Linked DNA regions of Homo sapiens: region 2 is linked to region 1. A link is a loop called in an ENCODE intact Hi-C map of the cell type or tissue named here. Cell type or tissue: PC-3. All regions are shown on one strand. Links, peaks and the distances in the headings refer to the core of each region. The heading gives the core; the rest is flanking DNA. Region 1 overlaps LOC105379107 (a long non-coding RNA gene). Region 2 overlaps LOC105379107 (a long non-coding RNA gene).

Region 1 (9,960 bases), core at 766-8,765:
TGATCCTTAATATATGTGTACCTAACATCAGAGTTAAAATATAGGCAAAAACTTATAGAACTACAAGGAGACAGGGACGGATGAATCCACTATTATAATAGAAGACATCAACACCCTTTTCAAAACTCAAGGTGGAAAATCAGTAAGCACATATTTAAACTCAACGCGATCAATGGACTACTTCATCCTACACCAGCAGAATACTCACTAAGACCAGATTCTGGGTATAAAAGTCAATTGCTTTTCTACAAATCAGTAATCAACAAGTGTAACTTAAATTTAAAAGACAGTACTATTTACATACTACATTATTATTTAGCACTTCCCTCCCCCAACAAATTAAATGCTTAGGTATAAATCTCAGGAAATATGTACAAAGTCTATATGTGGAAAACTACAAAGCTAACAAAAGATATCAAAGAAGAACTAAATAGAGAAATATTCAATGTTCATGGATAGGAAGATTCAATCTTGTCAGAATGTCATTTCTTCTCAAGTTGATCGTAGATTCCATGCAATCCCAGTCAAATTTCCAGGGAGTCATTTTGTGGATATTGACAAACTGAGATGTATAAGGGAATAGGATAATTAAAATTGACATTGGAAATTTTTTCATGCCATATACTCTGTAGTGGCATAAATCTCAGTCACGAAATCAGAGGTGATTTAACTTCACTTTACCTTTATAACTTCGCTTTTTACAACCTACTCCAAGCCTCTTTTTACTGAGTAATAGAAATAATTGTCAATGCAAATTGTCAACCCTTCTTTGAAGTTGATTATAAGTTCAAGGGGACTTTTAATAACTTGAGTAATATATTGAGATTGGAGCACCCTTTGGTGCTTAATATTTGTTGAGCTGTACATCTCATTGGGTCCTTGGTCTTTGCGGGTTTTTTTTTTCAGGCCATTGCTGTTTTATGCCTTAAATTTGGCTAACAGTCCTTATAGGGTCTGATGAATCCCCATTCTAGGTTTCTTCTCTTTCTGAATCATTCTGGCAGGCAGTGGAAATTGTGAGATTGTCTGAGGTCCATTCTCCTCAACCCGTCATGCAGCCATTGCTCCTGTGTCATGTCTAGTGTGCGGGGATATTCTGAGGTCTTCCTACCTCTCCAGGATCTACTGGGAAGTGACGTAGTTTCTCTGTAATCTGGACTTCTCCACAACTATTTGAAATTATTGTTTTGCTCCATTCTGGGGTCTTGGTCTAAGATGAGGAGTGTGGCTAATGTGCAGGTATCTTTCTTAGGGACATATCAGTATCTGAGCTCTCATTGCTTTTTCTCTTAATGGAAGTAGAAAACTTTACTTTTACTTCTTATATTTGTTATATGCTTGATGCTTCCTAGAGCTTAGGCTATTGACACTCGATAAAGCTTGTTCTATATTCTTCTGCTGTGCTAAACTTTTCATGGATGCCAATGCTATGCAGACCAAATGCAAAATGTCTTAAGAAGTAACAAGGATAAAAGAAATGATATTATTATTTAATATTCTTTCACCATCTTTTACATAAAGATGAGGGAAATGAGAATTGTGGAGATTTGAAAAGGAGGTGAAATGAAGAAGCACAGCTAACACTAGCAGGTGGGTAGTTCAACTTTTTCTCCTTCTAGGATGCCACAGTACCACTAAAACTCCAAGGACAAAAGAGAAATGTTATAGTAACAATAATAATAATAACAGGTAACATTTATTTATGGCTTACTCTGCTGGAAACTTCTCTAATGAATATTTGTGAATTATTTCATTGAACTCTCACAGCTCAGGAGGTAAATATATTTCATCATTTTACAGGTGGGAGAACTGAGGCACAAAAAGGAACATTGACATGCACAAAGAGAGGCAACAGCTGTCTCCAGCTGTAATATCATGCTACCCTGGTTATGTGGTTGTACTAGTTATTGGCGGTTTATGTTGCTTCGTAACAAATTACCCTGAAACTTGGAGGTAAAATCAATAAACATCTTATACATTTTCAGTTAGTTAGGGATTTGGGAGCAACTTAACTAGATGTTACTGGCTGAGGGTTTTTCATCAAATTGCAGTATGGTGTAAACTGAGTCTGCAGTCACCTGCAGGCTTGACTGGGGCTGATGAATTCGATTCCAGAGTGGGTTAGTTGCTCACATGCCTGAGTAATTTGTGCTGGCTGCTGGCAGGAGGCCTCAGTTCTTCGCCATATGTCCCCCTCCATAGAGGTGCTTGAGCTTTTTTGTGACATGGTGGTTGGCTTCCAAAAAGAATGATGATCAAGAAAGAAAGAGCAAGAGTGAGAGGCAGAGAGAAAGAGAGAGAGAGAGGCTTCAATACCTTGTATGATTGCTAGAAACTTCAGGTTTTATCCCTCTCAAATTCTTATATTGGTACCCTAATCTTCGATAGGATAGTGTTAGGAGGTAGGGGCTTTGTAAGGTAACTAGGTCATGAGGGATCAGTGTCCTTGTAAGAAGATAAAAAGTGCTAGTAGCCCTTACTCTTTGCCATGTGAAGATACAAGATGTCAGCTGTCTGCAACCTGGTAAAGGATCCTCACCAGAACCTGACCATGCTAGCACCCTGATCTAGGACTTCCAGCCTCCAGAACTGTGAGAAATAAGTGTTTGCTGTTTAAGCCACCAAGTCTATGGTAATTGTTATAATAGCCTGAACTGACCAAGACAATAACCTTGACTAGGAGTTATACACTGTCACTTCTGCCATTTTTATTTGTTAATTTGTTAATTTCAGTTAGTATTTTAGAAGTCAGTCGTTAAGTCAAGCATATATTCAAGGACAGAGCAATTAGTCTTCATCTTCTGAAGGGGGAAATGTCAAAGAATATGTGGGCATATTTTAAAACCACCGCAATAGGTATTCTACATTTATCATGAATATAGTAATTTAGTCCAATTTAACTTCTTGCTCTTTACATGTATTTGTAAAAAATATTGTCACAATAAACACATCCAAGGTGGCTATATTATGAAAAATAAATTGTATACAATTGAATCCACCAACACCTTGGGCTAGTGTTATGGCATAAAAACAATAATAGCTTGGATGTTTGCTTTATTGTGCTTGGGAATTGATTTCTTAATTTATAAAGATAACAATTTCCTCTGCTTTTATTTGTGGCTAGTTTTTTTGTTTGTGTGTTTTGTTGTTATTGTTGTTTTTGAGACGGAGTCTCGCTCTGTCGCCAGGCTGGAGTGCAGTGGTGCAATCTCGGCTCACGGCCTCTCGGGTTCAAGCGATTCTCCGGCCTCAGCCTCCTGAGTAGCTGGGACTAGAGGCACATGCCACCAAGCCCAGCTAATTGTCTGTATTTTTAGTAGAGACGGGGTTTCATCGTGTTAGCCAGGATGGTCTTGATCTTCTGACCTGGTGCTCCGCCCGCCTCGGCCTCCCAAAGTGCTGGGGTTACAGGCGTGAGCCACTGCGCCCAGGCTTGTGTCTGTTTTTTTTTGTTTTTGTTTTTGTTTTTGAGTCGGAGTCTCCTTCTGTCGCCCAGGCTGGAGTGCAGTGGCGCGATCTTGCCTCACTGCGAGCCCCGCCTCCCGGGTTCGCGACATTCTCCTGCCTCAGCTTCCCAAGTAGCTGGGACTACAGGTGCTCGCCACCACGCCCGGCTAATTTTTTATATTTTTAGTAGAGATGGGGTTTCACCGTGTTAGCCAGGATGGTCTTGATCTCCTGACCTGGTGATCCACCCGCCTTGGCCTCCCAAAGTGCTGGGATTACAGGCGTGAGCCACCGCGCCTGGCCAGCCTGTGGCTGTTTTTAATGTGTTTTTCATTTTCCTCCTTGATATATTGAAGTCAGTCTCTGTGGTACATTTGTCTTTCTTGAGTTACATTCATAGATAAAGTGCAGTTTACAGCCTCCAGCTCTACATGCGTGGGTTCAAATTCCAGTCTTACCACTTAAGAATTTTGTGATTTTGGGACATTTAAATAGTTTAAGTCTCAATTTCCTTGTCTGTAAAATGTAGATGATAATAGTGCATATGCCATGTGATTGTGATGAGTAAATGATGTACCTGCATGTAAACTGTTTATCACAGTGCCTGACACATATGCTCAATACAGGTTATTTGTATTGTTGTCATTTTTAAAACTCAGAACAAAACTGATATACATTGACTTTTTTTTTTTTTTTTTTTTTTTTAAGTAACTGACAAATGACATGAGACCACCAACTTCTTTCTCATGGGTATCACGATATTTAAATATGTCCCCTTTTAGCAAATGAAGCTTTAAACTAATCAGCTATTAAACACATGATTGCCAAGCACCTTATTTTCAAAGAATTTATCCATATTCCCTTAGGATCAGGCCAAATGGCTTAACTGATTTCACTATTCCCCCTTAAGGTCACTTGGTTAATGACAATAAAACACTTAATTATAGTAGAGTCGCAGATCAAGCTTCCCAGCTCACTCCAGTTTTACTGAGAATTTGCCTCTTGGTTTCTCTTTTCAGTCTTGTTCTCTATTAAGTCAGATCTCAGATGATTGTGTTATCAATCACACTAGCAACATTTACTCAATATATCCAATAATATGATCAGAAAATCATATATGTTCTTTTGAGATAAGCTTCTGCAGCTGTTTTTATTGCACATGGTAAGTAAAGCAATATGCAAATACCTGGGTTGATAAGTGGAATGGACCAAGATGTAAAGTTGACTGTCCTTTATAAATTCAGGAAGTATTCAAATCACTTAGTTACTGGGCTTTTTATGACTATGATTCCTAGATTGAATCTCTGGAAAGGTAAATAATTTAATTATTTGAATTCAAATCAGGGAGTGCTTGTCTTCTCTTGTTATGAATATCATCATTATGTAATGCCAACACTGGAATATCCTGTTTTATGGGAAGTAATGAATCATCCAGTTATCTATGAAGGTAGAGTATGACAGATGTGACAGTCCACAGAAGATTCTGTCGGGTAATTTGGCTTCAATTTACCTCGACCAGCCCAGTTCAATGATTAAAACTAGTTATCTCTTCAGCGTATAAATGGGCATTATTGTCCAACACAGGCTACATAACTTTTTCTATCTAGGCTGTTTTTCCAGGGAATATACTGGGAAAGAAAAAGAAGACATTTTCCTTTGGTTGTTTTGTGAAGATTTTCAGTCCTGGATGTGCATCAGAATTATCCACAGGGCTTTAAAAGATTCAAACGCCAAGGCTTCATCTTAGACTTACTGATTTGGAAAATCTAGGGACAGATGCACACGTTTAAAGATCTCTTTTGCTAATTTTAATGCACTCTTAGGTTTAAGAATCATCACATATGCTGAAGTTTTAATTGAGAAAAAAATCAGCGGTCACTTTGCAATTTTCTTTTTCCTAAAAGTATAAATTAGGAATTAATATAATACCCAGTACACACTAAACAAGCTCTGTCATGGTAGAGATTTTGCACAGAGCTTCAAAGCTCGTGTTAAAGGAAATAAGGAAGCTGTAACAGGGAACGTGTCTGTTCTTATTACTTGGGTTAGAGGAATTTCTGGAAAAAGTTCTGTTCCTAGAGGAAATCTAATAAACCACTTCTGAGCTGCATTTTATTTTTACTTTTACTTTTTACTTTTCGACAAACTGATTAACATTTCAAGGTTTTTCTCCCCCTCATGTATGATTTTGTAGACTTCATTGACTCATGATTCAGACATAAGGTTGTATGTGATTGCATTTTTGTGATAAACTTTGTTTACAATTTACTGGATTCTCTAATCTTGCACAGGTCATTTGCTAATTTCAAACTTTAAAATCTCAGAATATAGGCCAGGCACAGTGGCTCAGGCCTGTAATCCCAGCAGTTTGGGAGGCTGAGGCAGGCAGATCATGAGGTCAGGAGATTGAGACCATCCTGGCTAACACGGTGAAACCCCATCTCTACTAAAAATACAAAAAAAAAAAATTAGCCGGGCATGGTGGTGGGTGCCTCTAGTCCCAGCTACTCGGGAGGCTGAGGCAGGAGAATGGTGTGAACCTAGGAGGTGGAGCTTGCAGTGAGCGGAGATCGCGCCACTGCACTCCAGCCTGGGTGACAGAGCGAGACTCCGTCTCAAAACAAAACAAAAAACAAAATCTCAGAATATAATCTGTCACATTAATCTTACACTATATTGAAACTTCCCTGGGGGCAGTTACTTACAACCATGTTTTGCTTCCAACCCTACATCTAGTTATGATGCTTATTTTGCTTTGTATAGAACAGTGTCTGGCACATAGTAGGAGTTTAATTAATATCTGCTGAATGAATAATCTCCCCAAATCTGCCCAATTTTTCACCTGTTACTCTACTTCTTTTGCCCTGATAGAAATGATGTAGAACATGTTTTATTATAGCAGATATGTGTGTGTGTGTGTGTGTGTGTGTGTCTGTGTGTATTTGTTGTGACCACCTAGTACTTTTTAAAAAAGAATTAAAAAACATATGCACTGAGAATTGAATTCTCCACTATTTCCTTTGTTATATCACATTACAACACCTCGCTGAGATGTGGTTTTAAGCATTGAACTTGAAATGTTAGTTTGTTTTTATGAACTGGACAAACTCTTTAAAGCCATCACCATTCTGCTCCTCACAATAAAATTAGCCATTTTGCACTTATATTTTCTGGTGCCAAGCTACATGTATTTTACTCTGGAGAAACATCTTAGTTTTTGTGAAAGATGGTTTGGAAGAATTAAATATGTGCAAAGTGAATGATGGTGGCAATAAAAATTATTTTTGGAAAGCCTGCCTTTATTAAAAACTAGTTTTTCAGTGGAAAAATAAGACACATGTTTTCTAGCAGTATGTATGAAGCTTTTAATAATTTTTAAGTGATTTTGCATATTTTATCATGTTTACAGCACATTTAATCCTCAAATATCTAGGGATAAACTTGAAACTTTATATTTGAATGATTAAAGAAATGGAGAAAGGGTCGTGACTTCCTTACTATAGCTAATAGTTTTAATAGTATCTATCATTTAATGAGTAATTGTAATATATCAGGAATTCTGCTACTTGATTTATATATATCATCTCATTTAATCCACTCAGCAACCCAATAAAGTAGGTATTATGAATGAGGAAACTAAGGCTCAGGGCAATTGCCTTGCTGAAGACCAGACAATAAGTGGCACAGTAAGTGACTAGGTTTGGCACCCAATCCACTGGAATTGAAAGTCCCTGTTCTTAACAATACTACTATGCTCCTGATGCTTAACTGCAATTTTCCTAATAACAAATACCTTTTTTTCCCCATTATATTATGCTTTCTTTTTATTACAGCAACCATAGACCCAAATCAATGAAGACAATGTAAATGTGCCAACCACATTTATGAATTGTAGATCTTAAATAAAGCATTATAAAATTTATACAATAAGTATTAATGAATTTTATTATTGATAAATACTCAAAAATAATTATTATTTGATTGGATTTACTGTTTTACTGCCTCCTAGCTTGCAGAACAATATTCTGACTGCTGCCATTTAAATTGAGATTTGTTATTTTATAAACTATCATTCACAGAGGACATACATTCACTCTGGCTAAATAATATCTTGCCTCTCTCAGAAGCATACGCTTACTCACAGGTGTACTTAAAAACATATATTGGCTGAGTGCAGTGGCACACACCTGTAATCCCAGCACTTTGCGGGGCCGAGAGCGGGGATCATGAGGTCAAGAGATCGAGACCATCCTGGCCAACATGATGAAACCCTGTCTCTACTAAAAATACAAAAATTAGCTGGGCATGGTGGCGGGCGCCTGTAGTCCCAGCTACTCGGGAGGCTGAGGCAGGAGAATTGCTTGAACCCGGGAGGCCGAGGTTGCAGTGAGCCAAGATCGCACCACTACACTCCAGCGTGGCGACAGAGCAAGACTGTCTCAAAAAAAGAAAAAAAAAAAGAAAATTCTTCTGGTTGATGGTGACATAAGTAGCTAGGGCATGAGAACATCCACAGAAGAACATAGCCTTGCAATGGCCAAATATTCTAGTGTTCAGGAAAATCTACCTTTTAAAAACAGTCCTCACATTTATCTTTTACACCATGCATGGCTGGAATTGTAGTACTTCTGTAAATGTGTTGTTTCTCTTAGTCCAATTTACTGGCCAGATGTCTGTGTCATAAAACCACCATCACCACCACCACTCTTGGTACTAATTAGCACCCCATTTGTCAGCTTCAGTCCAGTGGTGGGGATGTGAGTGATTATAAATACTATAATACCTTCTCACCTGTGAAAGTAGCCCTTCCAAAGACAAAGAAGAAAGCGCAGCAGGCGGGAAACCTGCATTATTGTCACCTGAGCTGTTCCTTTCTCTGGACAATTTCAAGCCTAAACATCTGTTCTAAACACTACGTTTATTAAACTAAATAACAAAATACATTCATCTGTATATAATAGCCCTCCCAGGGGATACAGAATGGGATTTCCCTCTTTCTAAAGAAAGTGAAACAGTTGACAGAGTCTTGTGTCTGTTTAATGTCAAGAAAAGCAGCCTGGGAAATGGGAAAGGAACTTATTAGGAAAGATTTTTTCCCCCCTTGACCGTGGTATGACTGTTGCTGAAGATATGCTTATGTGAATTCTCCTGCAGTTTTTAATTACAGGGTTAATTGTTGGCAGGTGGGTAAGAGTTCTGTTACATGTAATGTTTAATTGTTTATCCTTTGCTCTTTGTTAGAAATTGCATGCATTTTGGAATGCATTAGTTTGAAAATGAGACTCGAGAGGTCTGTTGTGATAATGTGTTCTTTTCCATGCTAGAGGACAAAATAAACTCAGATGGTATAGTCCTAATTCTCGCAAGGTCAAAAACTTTCCTTGTAAGTAGAAATCGTATGACTACCAATAAATATAGAGGCCATCCACTTAACATTCTTAATAAAAGTAAAGAAAAAGTCAGGTAAATGTAGCCATCTTGGGTGGATATAAAAGCCCATTCTAAAGCCAACACAAATGGTATCAAATATTTTAACTTTTCTCTTCCCCTTTCTTATGACAGTTACAACTTGACCCTGACTCTTTCTCTCACTTTTCTTCTTGTTCCTCCTTGTCTCCTAAAGACTTCACCTAAATTTTGAATGTATTTCCCCCATCACAAGGCTCTCAGCACTCCCATACCCTGTAACCTCAATCCTCTGCAGTCCTAAAACTCCAGCAAGCTATAGAGCTCAAAGGAAGTGAACTGACTTTTAGAATAGGGACTGGAAGAATGAAAAAGTCTAAAAGGATTCAGAGAGGTAAAAATAAACTGGTTATAGGTGTAGAGAGAAAGTCCAGTCAAAGATGCGATTCTAGGTTAGGCATGGGATTGGATTGTTGGTGTGGAGGATAGCACTTCAATGAGAGCAGAAAGCTAAGAAGTGTGGAGGATAGCGCTTACGGAAGATGACAGATATGTTTGATGAATATTGGAAGAAAACATGCTTTGAGAATGTTGATGGAGCATTCAAAATGAGGGAAAAAAAGAAAGGAAGGTTTAGTACTTATCGATCTCGTACTTACATTAGTGATGTCTGCACTGCACCAAGGGTGATTATTACATGCCTCAGCAGTCACACTATTTCTTATTATGACCCATATATGATTATATATCTTATTGTGACCCACATGTGATTATACATTTATGGTACACACATGACCACTGGCTCACCTGTTGAGTATCTAAATGACAAATGAGAGCCTGAACTTTTGTAAAAACACACCCTTGGTGTGAAATACAATAATAATACTGTGTCATATGAATTGCTACCTTGAGTTTGACAAAAAAGACTTTTATTTGGGCATGTTAAACAAGGAGTGCTATATTTCATTTACAAAGTAATTTACAGAGTATTTACAGAGTAAATAACTCATAGTATGAGTTTTATGAACTCAATAAGGAGGCCAAGTTTGTCTGCAATAAAAGTTATTTAGATTGATTACTTGGATTGCTAACCTATTGTAAAGTGAC
Region 2 (9,960 bases), core at 1,077-9,076, 85 kb after region 1:
AAATAAGCTACTATTTGTAATTTGCATATTTGTGTCTCCTTCTAATCACATTTTAAGTTCTTAGAGGGTAGAGATCTGATTTTGTGTATGCTTGAATCCCTGTTAAAACAGGGTTTTCTGTGTAGAAGGCATGCGATTGTCAAAGAAGTAAAATTCACCTTGTGATTCTGTACATTTGCTAAGTCATGCTGTGGGTGATTTGGTTGAGTATTGGGAGTTGCTGAGTTTAAATATTAGGACATGGTAAGATTAATTGTAATAACCTCATGTTTTTTCAAGTAGCTGGGCAATAGGCACACCAGGCCATAGTAATCCTGTGTAGAAATTTCCCTGGTGAGCAATCCATCCATGGAGGATAAGTTTAATTACTGAGTCTTCCTTGCCTCTTTGTTCAGTCTAAACTTGAGTTATATATAATTTATTGTGAAGATATATTATCTGGGAAGTTTTCCAGATTCATCTTTAAAGAATGGGACTTCCTAATATTATGATTCTTTAGGGCAGCTTCTTACACTGGAAATAAGACTAGCAGCAGTAGACTACATTAATACTACAAGATAGATTGGAAATTTTTTTAGATTGAAATCCTTTAGGAATCATACTGAAAATTTCTTGTGAGTGGAAATTATTCAAAACGTTGTGTTTTCTGTTTTCTGGCTAAAGTTTTAGTATAGTAAATCTATTACTGTTGTTAAGACAATAATTTAATTTTGATAAAGGATTCCATTTACTGATAACACACAATGTTTTGAAACATTTATTAAATCAGGTTACACAGTTTCAGAAGTGACTTGTTTAACATCAAAAACAAATTGTTGCATACTAGGAAATTCTTTATCCTCTTGAGTTGGATAATGTAGAATGTCATCTTGTTCTTAGATAATAGTGACACAAACTGATCGTTTTTAGTTCTCCTGGCAGAAGGAAAAATCTATGCTAGAATTTACACATTAGTAGAGTCACTTTCTGAGATAAGATTGCATAATAAAGAACAGCCTTTGCTTAATATATTTTAGTTTTTGTCTTCTTACAAGTTATATACACACATTGCTTTAGAGAGTACATATTGATCCTATGGCAAACTTTTAATTCACTAAGTTACTTGCTTTGTGAAGGTCATTATGACCGATCTATGAAAGAGAGAGTGATTTTTCATAACTGACTTTGAGACAGCTATATCAACTCTTTCTTTTTTGGCATTGAAATAAGACATAAAATTCAAAGAGAGGCAACTGGCCTGATCTACTTTGATGTTTTCTACCCTAAATCTCAGTCTTTTGAATCTTAAACTTTTGACCTGACCGTGATTTCTGATACGCTTGGACATACTTCATGCATTCTCGGTTCCACTTCAATAATTCTAATCATTAAAAACAATGCTGTTTTCCTCCAATAGAAGGGGACTTAGAAGCAATTAGTTTGACCAACAAATTGTATTGTTAGAAAATGAATATTTTTATTTTCAGGATTGTTTCAGATGGTTTTTATTCTTTATTTCATATTATACTTCTAGTCATTTAATTTTACCTCCTACTCTTTGCAATATTGAAATGTAGTACTGAAATGTAAGATATAATACTAGTGGAATAGTTGGGAAGATCTACTGGAAAACAGTAAATATATTGTGCATATTTAGAAAAATATCCTGAAGAGCAGGAGTTGTGTATCTGAATGCGAATGACAAAATACATGTGTGCCTATAGAAGGTGGTAGAAGAAACTGACTCCAGCTATATTAGAGAAGTTATGAGTATTGGTTATGTACTTTTGCTTGTCTGTATGACTTGATTTTTGTTGAGTGAGCCTGCATTGCTTCTGTAAAGTAACTTAACTCTGCTTCCATTCGTCATATCTCAAGGGAGTAAGTATGCAGAGAAAGAAGGCCTAGTCCTAGACTTTGCAAGATACCTCAAATGAAAGATGAAAGACAGAATTGGGCCTGAGAAGGAGATTGAAAGTATCACAGGGAGTATATCAGTGGGCAAGTTACGTAAATGTGAGCACACACTCACATAGTTTTTCTCAAATGATATAACACAACCAAATATTATTCTGCTCACATACTAAACAAAACAGTACTTTGAGAAAAAGACTCAGCTAATAATACTCAAATGTTCTATAAATATTCACAATGGTCTGCAAGCTGGATGCTGATTCATTCTGCCTAGTAGTTTATTCCACTGTGACTCCTTTCAGTGCAAAGAAAAAGATACTTGACCGGGCAGACAGGATCAGCGTGATGTAAGTATTGGTAGGTGCATAAAAGAATGTCACTGCTTTGAGAATAAAGTCTTACCTCATTTCAGTTTCACAATATTTTTAAACATTCTGTAATCTTGGTCAGTGTATGGTTCCATATTTGCAGTTATAAAGTGTTATATTTACACATAAATTGCAGACTCAAGACATGGTGATCTTTCTGGCTGGCAGAAAACATTCACAAAATTTTAGAAAGATTGTCTGTATGGATGGATGTAGGAGCATCACATGGCAGGGCTGTGTGCCTAGAAGCCAGGCATAATTCAAAATTAGCATAAATCAAGAAAATTTTCTTAGAAGAATAAATGTAAACAGTAGATGCCTTCTTCAAATGCATAGATAGTCAACTTTCTAGCATATCTTAAAAATTCTTTTTATTGGCCGGGCACAGTGGCTCATGCCTGTAATCCCAGCACTTTGAAAGGCCGAGGCGAGCAGATCACTTGACCAGCCTGGCCAACACAGTAAACCCCGTCTCTACTAAAAATACAAAAATTAGCTGAGCGTGCTGGCACGTGCCTGTAATCCCAGCTACTTGGGAGGCTGAGGCAGGAGAATTGCTTGAATCCAGGACGCAGAGGTTGCAGTGAGCTGAGATCGTGTCAGTGCACTCCATCCTGGGTGAAGAAGCAAGACTCTGTCAAAAAAAAAAAAAAAAAAAAACTTTTTATTTTCTCAGCATTTTTCTCGAAAAGACTCAGTGATCTCTCTAATATTAACATTATGGAGAATCCCAGTGGGTGAGTCACAGTTTGTATCAGTAAGAGTCCTTTCAGGAGACAGAATCCATAGAGTAATTAGAACAGGAAGGTTATAATAAAGAATTATTAACTGTAACAGAGGATTGAAGTTATTAGGCATTGACTAGTAAGAAGAGAATTCTGAAGAATATAGTATTAATAGATACAAAGAACAGTGCCTTGCCCTAGGGATGAGATAGTGGACCCGAGGCAGAGTTGCCACTCCATGGCTGAGATGCAGACCTTGTTGGAGAGGCACAGCTGTGGTTTACTGAATGTCATTGCACTGCTATGCTGGCAGACCTTACTAGAATCTGTCCTCTAGAACTTGTTAGAAATCTATTTATGACGGTGCTAGAGAAAGATGTTCGCTATGAAGTGCTTCTTCAAAAGGCCATTAACAACAAAACCCTCGTGGGACAGGTGACTAGGGAAGCTGCTGACTGGCCCCTGGGTGTAGCTGAATCCCATACACAGCAGGAGTCAGGTGTGTTGGAATCTTCTGTGCTGTAGGTGCTTGGTACTAGAGAAGCTGCAAGTGCTGCAGGAGGCTGCCAGTGAACACACCAGAACCTGGAAAGAAAACCTTTCTCATGCAGTGCCCTTAGAGCCCTCTTGACAAAGCTTAACATCATCTAGCTAGCAAAGGAAAAAATATTTAAAGAACCCTTATTTTTTATACAGCAGGAAATGAAGGATGTATTTGGAGTTGAGGGAACAATAAGTTGATAACTGGCACAGCCTTTATCTTTATATATAGTTTTACCTCTAAATTGTTACTACCAAATTCCTGATTTGCAGGTTTTTTTTCTTCTCAGTAGCACCAAGCAGCAATATGGCCATTTTGGGATTCAGAATACTATACTTCAAACTAAAGGCTTAAGAAGCAGTCTCAGAAGCAAACTTTCTCTATGACCTTCTCCTGCTTTACTGTCTGTCACCCCTCATTTCCTTTTTCCCACTCTCGCTTACCCTGCTCCATGACCCACAGAAACTAGAATTCCTTTTCTCCTAGGCAGGTCATAGAAACCTGAACCCATTTTTCTTTTCAAAGTCAGCCATAAAGTCTAAAAATGTTATTCTAACTATCTCTTTCTCCACCTTTCTGTGTAACAGCTGGCCATAAAGAAATTAAGGCCCTCCTTCTAGAGGAGTCCTACCCTATACCTAGAGGGTAGGAATGCTACACAGAGAGGCCAAGAAAAATCTGAGAGACAGGCCTTGGTGAGCCCCCCTACTCAGTCTATTGGCATTAGATCATACCCTTTACTTCCAGTCATATTTCTAAAGGGCTGCCCATTCTTCATTGAACCTAAGCATAAAAATAGTTTTCCTTGTATCTTTATGTCTTCATTCTGAAGACTCCTGTATCTCATAAAACTATGATCAAATAAATTTGTTATACTTTTCTCTTATTAATCTGTCTTTGTCATAGGGGTGTTGGCTGTGTCCCTTAGGATAGAGAGGAAAGGGATTATTCCATTTCAACCCTTGCAATTCTGGCAACAAAGGTGAGATGGTGGTGACACCTGACTCATTCCAAACTATGCAGATAAAATTTTAAGACAACTTATAAAAAGCTGGCAAAAAAGATAGGAATTTGTATCAAGATCAGTTCTCCAGGATCTCTGTAGTGCCCAATCAAGAATGGAAGGTAAAAGTTGCTCTTTATTCCCCACCACCCCCAACCTTTTTTTTTTGTTTGTTTTCCCCAAATTCAGGGTGACAGAAGAAAACCATTGGTCTGGATTGTGGCTCTGGGTAAATTTGGTTTTAGTATTCCCATTTGTTATTGATCCTTTTGCTCTCATGGACACTTACCATTTTCCTCTTTGTCTCATTTGGTGTTCTGAGAACTTGGCTTAGCTTGCTGCCTGTAGGGGGCATGCAGGTTACTGGATTTGTTTGGACAAGCAGTCAACTGAAAAGTTGGGGCGCCCATAAAAAGAATATGGTTGACAGGAATGTGTGTTGAACTCTATTTGCAGCTAGCATACTAATTATTGTTAGCCCTCAAAGAGTTTCTTTTAATTGTCTTTCGTGGTGGCTATGGATCTTGTGAGGACCTCTTATTTTGCACTTCTTTGAGTGTGTCTCATAGATGTTTGGGTAAGTCATAAAAGGCTTATTGGCTTTGGTTCTGTAGATACTTTTGATTTAAAAGAAAAAAATAAAACAAATGTCAGAAATATTTTCTGTTTTCTCCAGCTGAAATATGGTAAGAGATTTAAAGGGATTTTTTTTAAGTGCTGTATCGTCTGAAATCAACCATCTTAGTCCATTTTATGGTGGTATAAAGGAATACCTGAGTCTGGGTAATTTTGTTTTTTTTAGATGGAGTTTCACTCTTGTTACTCAGGCTGGAGTGCAGTGGCAAAATCTGAGCTCACTGCAGCCTCTGACTCCGGGGTTCAAGCAATTTTTCTGCCGTAGCCTCCCCAGTAGCTGGGATTACAGGTGCCCACCACCACACCTGGCTAATTTTTTGTATTTTTAGTAGAGACAGGGTTTTTCCATGTTGGCCAGGCTAGTCTTGAACTCCTGGCCTCAGGTGATCCACCTGCCTTGGCCTCCCAAAGTGCTGGGATTACAGGCATGAACCACCATGCCCAGCTGAATCTGGGTAATTTATAAAGAAAATAAATCTATTCACCTCATGGTTAGGCAGGCTGTACAAGAAGCACAGCACCAGAAACTTCTTGGCTTCTGATGAGAACCTCAGGCTGCTTTTGTTCATGGTCGAAGGCAAAGGAAACCTAGTGGTTACAGAGATCACATAGCAAGAGAGGAAGCAAGAGAGACGGGAGGAGGTGCCAAGCTCTTTTAATAACCAGCTCTCAGGGTGTATTAGTCAATTTTCATGCTGCTGATAAAGACATATGTGAAACTGAGCAATTTACAAAAGAAAGAGGCTTAATTGAACTTATAGTTCCATGTGGCTGGGGAAGTCTTACAATCATGGCAGAAGGCAAAGAGAAGCAAGTCGCGTCTTACATGAATGGTGGCAGGCAAAAAATGAGAGATAGCTTGTGTGGGGGACAGCCTTTTTTTAAAAACTATGAGATCTCATGAGACTTACTCACTTTCATGAGAATAGCATGGGGAAGACTTGCCCTCATGATTCAATTACCTCCCACCAGGTTCCTCCAACAACACATGGGAATTCAAGATGAAATTTGGGTGAGGACAGAGCCAAACTGTATCATTCCACCCCTGGTACCTCCCAAATCTCATGTCCTCACATTTCAAAACTAGTCATGTGTTCCCAACAGTCCCCCAAAATCTTAAGTCATTTCATCATTAACTCAGAAGTCCACAGTCCAAAGTCTCATCTGAGACAAGGCAAGTCCCTTCCACCTATGAGCCTGTAAAATCAAAAGTAAGTTAGTTACTTCCTAGACACAGTGGGGGTACAGGCATTGGGTAAATACAGCCATTCCAAATGGGAGAAGTTGGCAAAAACAAAGGGGCTAAAGACCTCATGCAAGTCCTAGCAGGGCAGTCAAATCTTAAAGATCCAAAATCATCTCCTTTGACTCCATGTCTCACATCCAGGTCACGCTGATGCAAGAGGTGGGTTCCCAGGGTCTTGTGAAGCTCCATCTCTGTGGCTTTGCAGGGTACAGTCTCTCTCCCTGCTGCCTTCACAGGCAGGTATTGAGTGTCTGTGGCTTTTCCAGGTGCATGATGCAAGCTGTTAGTGGATCTACCATCCTGGGGTCTGGAAGATAGTGGCCCTCTCCTCACAGCTTGACTAGGCAGTGCCACAGTAGGGATGCTGTGTGGGGGCTATGACCCCACATTTCTCTTCTGCACTGCCCTAGCAGAGGTTCTCCATGAGGGCCCCACCCCTGCAGCAAACTTCTGCCTGGGCATCCAGGCATTTCCATACATCTTCTGAAATCTAGGCAGAGGTTCCCAAACCCCAATTCTTGACTTCTGTGGACTCACGGGCTCAACACCATGTGGAAGCTGCCAAGGCTTGGGTCTTGCACCCTCTAAAGCCAGAGACCAAGCTCTATGTTGGCCCTTTTTAGCCACAGCTGGAGTAGCTGGGACACAGGGCACCAAGTCCCTAAACTGCACAAAGGATGGGAACCCTGGGCCCAGCCCACAAAACCACTTTTTCCTCCTGGGCTTCTGGGCCTGTGATGGAAGCGGCTGCCATGAGGACCACTGACATGCCCTGGTGACATTTTTTCCTTTGTCTTGGTGATAAACATCCAGCTCCTCATTACACAGATTTTTGCAGCCAGCTTGACTTTCTTCTCAGAAAATTGGTTTTTCTTTTCTATCTCATTGTCAGGCTGCAAATTTTCTGAACTTTTATGCTCTGCTTCCCTTATAAAACTGAATGCTTTTAACAGCATCCAGGTCACCTCTTGAATGCTCTGCTGCTTAGAAATTTCTTTCACTATATTCCCTAAATCATCTCTCACAAGTTCAAAGCTCCACAAATCTCTAGGGCAGGGACAAAATGCCACCAATCTCTTTGCTAAAACATAACAAGAGTCACCTTTGCTCCACTTCTCAACAAGTTCCTCATCTCCATCTGAGACTATCTCAGTCTGGATTTTATTGTCCATATCATTATCAGCATTTTGGTCAAAGCCATTCAACAAGTCTCTAGGAAATTCCGAACTTTCCCATATTTTCTGTTTTCTTCTGAGCCCTCCAAACTGTTCCAACCTCTGCCTGTTACCCAGTTCCAAAGTTGCTTCCACATTTTCAGGTACCTTTTCAGCAGTGTCCCATTCTACTGGTACCAATTTACTGTATTAGTCTGGTTTCATGCTGCTAATAAAGACATACCCAAGACTGAGCAATTTACAAAAGAAAGAGGTTTAATCGGACTTACAGTTCCATGTGGCTGGGGAAGCCTCACAATTATGGTGGAAGGCAAGGAGGAGCAAGTCACATCTTACATAGATGGCAGCAGGCAAAAAATGAGAGAGAGCTTGTGCAGGGGAAGCCTCTTTTTAAAACCGTTAGATCTTGTGAGACTTATTCATTATCACAAGAACAGCACCAGAAAGACTTGTTTCGATGATTCAATTACCTCCCACTAGGTTCCTCCCACATCACATGGGAATTCAAGATGAGATTTGGGTGGGGGCACAGCGAAACCATATCACATGGGAATGAATTGAGTGAGAACTAACACATTACTGCTAGGCCGGCACCAAGCAATCTGGGGGGAATCCATCCCCATGACCCAAACACCTCCTATTAGGTCCCACTTCCAACTTTGGGGATAAAATTTATACATGAGGTTTGGGGGACAAAAAGAAATTTTTTTTTTTTTTTTGAGACAGAGTTTTGCTGTTTTGGGCCAGGCTGGAGTGCAATGGCGTGTTCTCGGCTCACTGCAACATCCACCTCCCAGGTTCAAGCAATTCTGCCTCAGCCTCCCAAGTAGCTGGGATTAAAGTCATGTGCCACCACACCCAGCTAAGTTTGTATTTTTGCTAGAGACAGGGTTTCTCCATGTTGGTCAGACTGGTCTCAAACTCCCGACCTCAGGTGATCTGCCCGCCTCAGCCTCCCAAAGTGCTGGGATTACAGGTGTGAACCACGTGCCCGGCCTACGGGGACAAAAATTTAAGCTGTAGCATTGGCTTAATTAAAAGCTGATATTCAGGCTATACATTTTTCAAGGCCTCTGTGCTCTCTGTTGGATTGAGAACATCAGAGTTCTGGCTACCATATGGTGGAACTTAAATGAGACTCTTGCAACTCTGATACTCCTTGAGGAACACAGAACACATGCCACTAACTCCCTTTCTGAGTCCCCTGTCTTCCTAAATGAGCCCCAAGAGTGGTAGGTGGGTGCCTTTCAAGTCTAAAGCTCTGCTTCCTTTTACATTGAGTTCCCTGATCATTTTGGATTTTGGAGGTACCAAGGGTTAGTTTAAACTGTGAGACGACACTTGACCTTTGGGTGTGTGATAACTAATGATTCACTAGCAAAAGCTACAATTTTAAAGGTAACTGATGGCAGATACAATGAATGGTTATCACTACAGTGGTTGAACTCTGGCTTTTTGTCCCATTTCTTTCAAATTTAGATAAGAATAGCCTCATATTTCTGACTGAGTCAAAGAGAAACTGACAGTAAATGGCACTTTGGTGTAAGAAAACTATTGGCTATGTTGATCAAAAGGATCATAGAGCCAAAGCCACAACTTGACAATGGATATTGGGCAGTTGGAGGCTGTTGCAAAACTTACCATCAAAGGTTGGGGCTCCTGTGGTTGGCAAGCTAGTCACAAAGTAAATTGATTGATGTTGGATGGCCCATTCAGTCTCAGGGGGAGTATCCTTGTGGTGAGGTGTACTGTGAGAGCACAGCACAGCCCATCCCTGTGGTCTTTCCATTTTGGACATTTTTCTGGACTCTGGTAGATCTGAAATTCAACATAAAAATGTGATTCTTAATTTCTAGAGATCTGGATGCTCTGCCTTCCAGCTATGCCTGTTTTTTATATGTGTAAGTATTAGGCAGTGGGAGCTACAAATGCTTTGTCAGTCCTATTCATTAATGGGTTCTACCTGATTTATTTTTTGTTAAGAAACAAAAATAAATTAAAATGCGACTTATCTAATTAGAATGGCTTCCAAAATATGCCTTTCGGATATTCAGCTGGTTAATTTGAAAAGACCTGTAAATCTTCTAGGCTCATCCTTATGTTTTTTGTAAAATCCTGCAATAAATTTCTATAATTTCAGGCTGCCTGAGCATCCATTTTTGAATCCTCTGTGTCTCATCTAACTGACGCACCTGAACCCAATACTTCTACTCATCAAGGTTCTCCTAGAGAGTGGCTATCTTGATAAGCCTGTCAGACCAAAGCTAGAGTTTATAGCCTCTTTCCAGACTAAATCTTCAAGACCAAATTAGGAAAAAGTGCAACAAATCTAGTTTTAGAAGAAATGAATATTTTCTCCACCCCGATAAGCTT

Evidence for each region. Peaks named below come from ENCODE experiments on the same cell type or tissue, not always from the same donor. Only the 100,000 strongest peaks of a DNase experiment are listed, where the experiment ranks them.
Region 2: it touches region 1 in a loop (2.7-fold over the local background); 1 of 110 quality-filtered maps calls a loop at or near these places.

What each region holds. Positions count from the first base shown.
Region 1 is chr5:103,698,972-103,708,931 of GRCh38, forward strand. The region is part of intron 2 of LOC105379107 (a long non-coding RNA gene); the gene reads left to right. Among named protein-coding and RNA genes, the nearest start is that of NUDT12, 140 kb to the left of the region's middle. In PC-3, for the core only: no CTCF peak of the experiment used is centred there; a DNase peak (open chromatin) is centred at 4,860.
Region 2 is chr5:103,783,547-103,793,506 of GRCh38, forward strand. The region is part of intron 2 of LOC105379107 (a long non-coding RNA gene); the gene reads left to right. Among named protein-coding and RNA genes, the nearest start is that of NUDT12, 230 kb to the left of the region's middle. In PC-3, for the core only: a CTCF peak has its summit at 4,865 (motif pointing right); no DNase peak of the experiment used is centred there.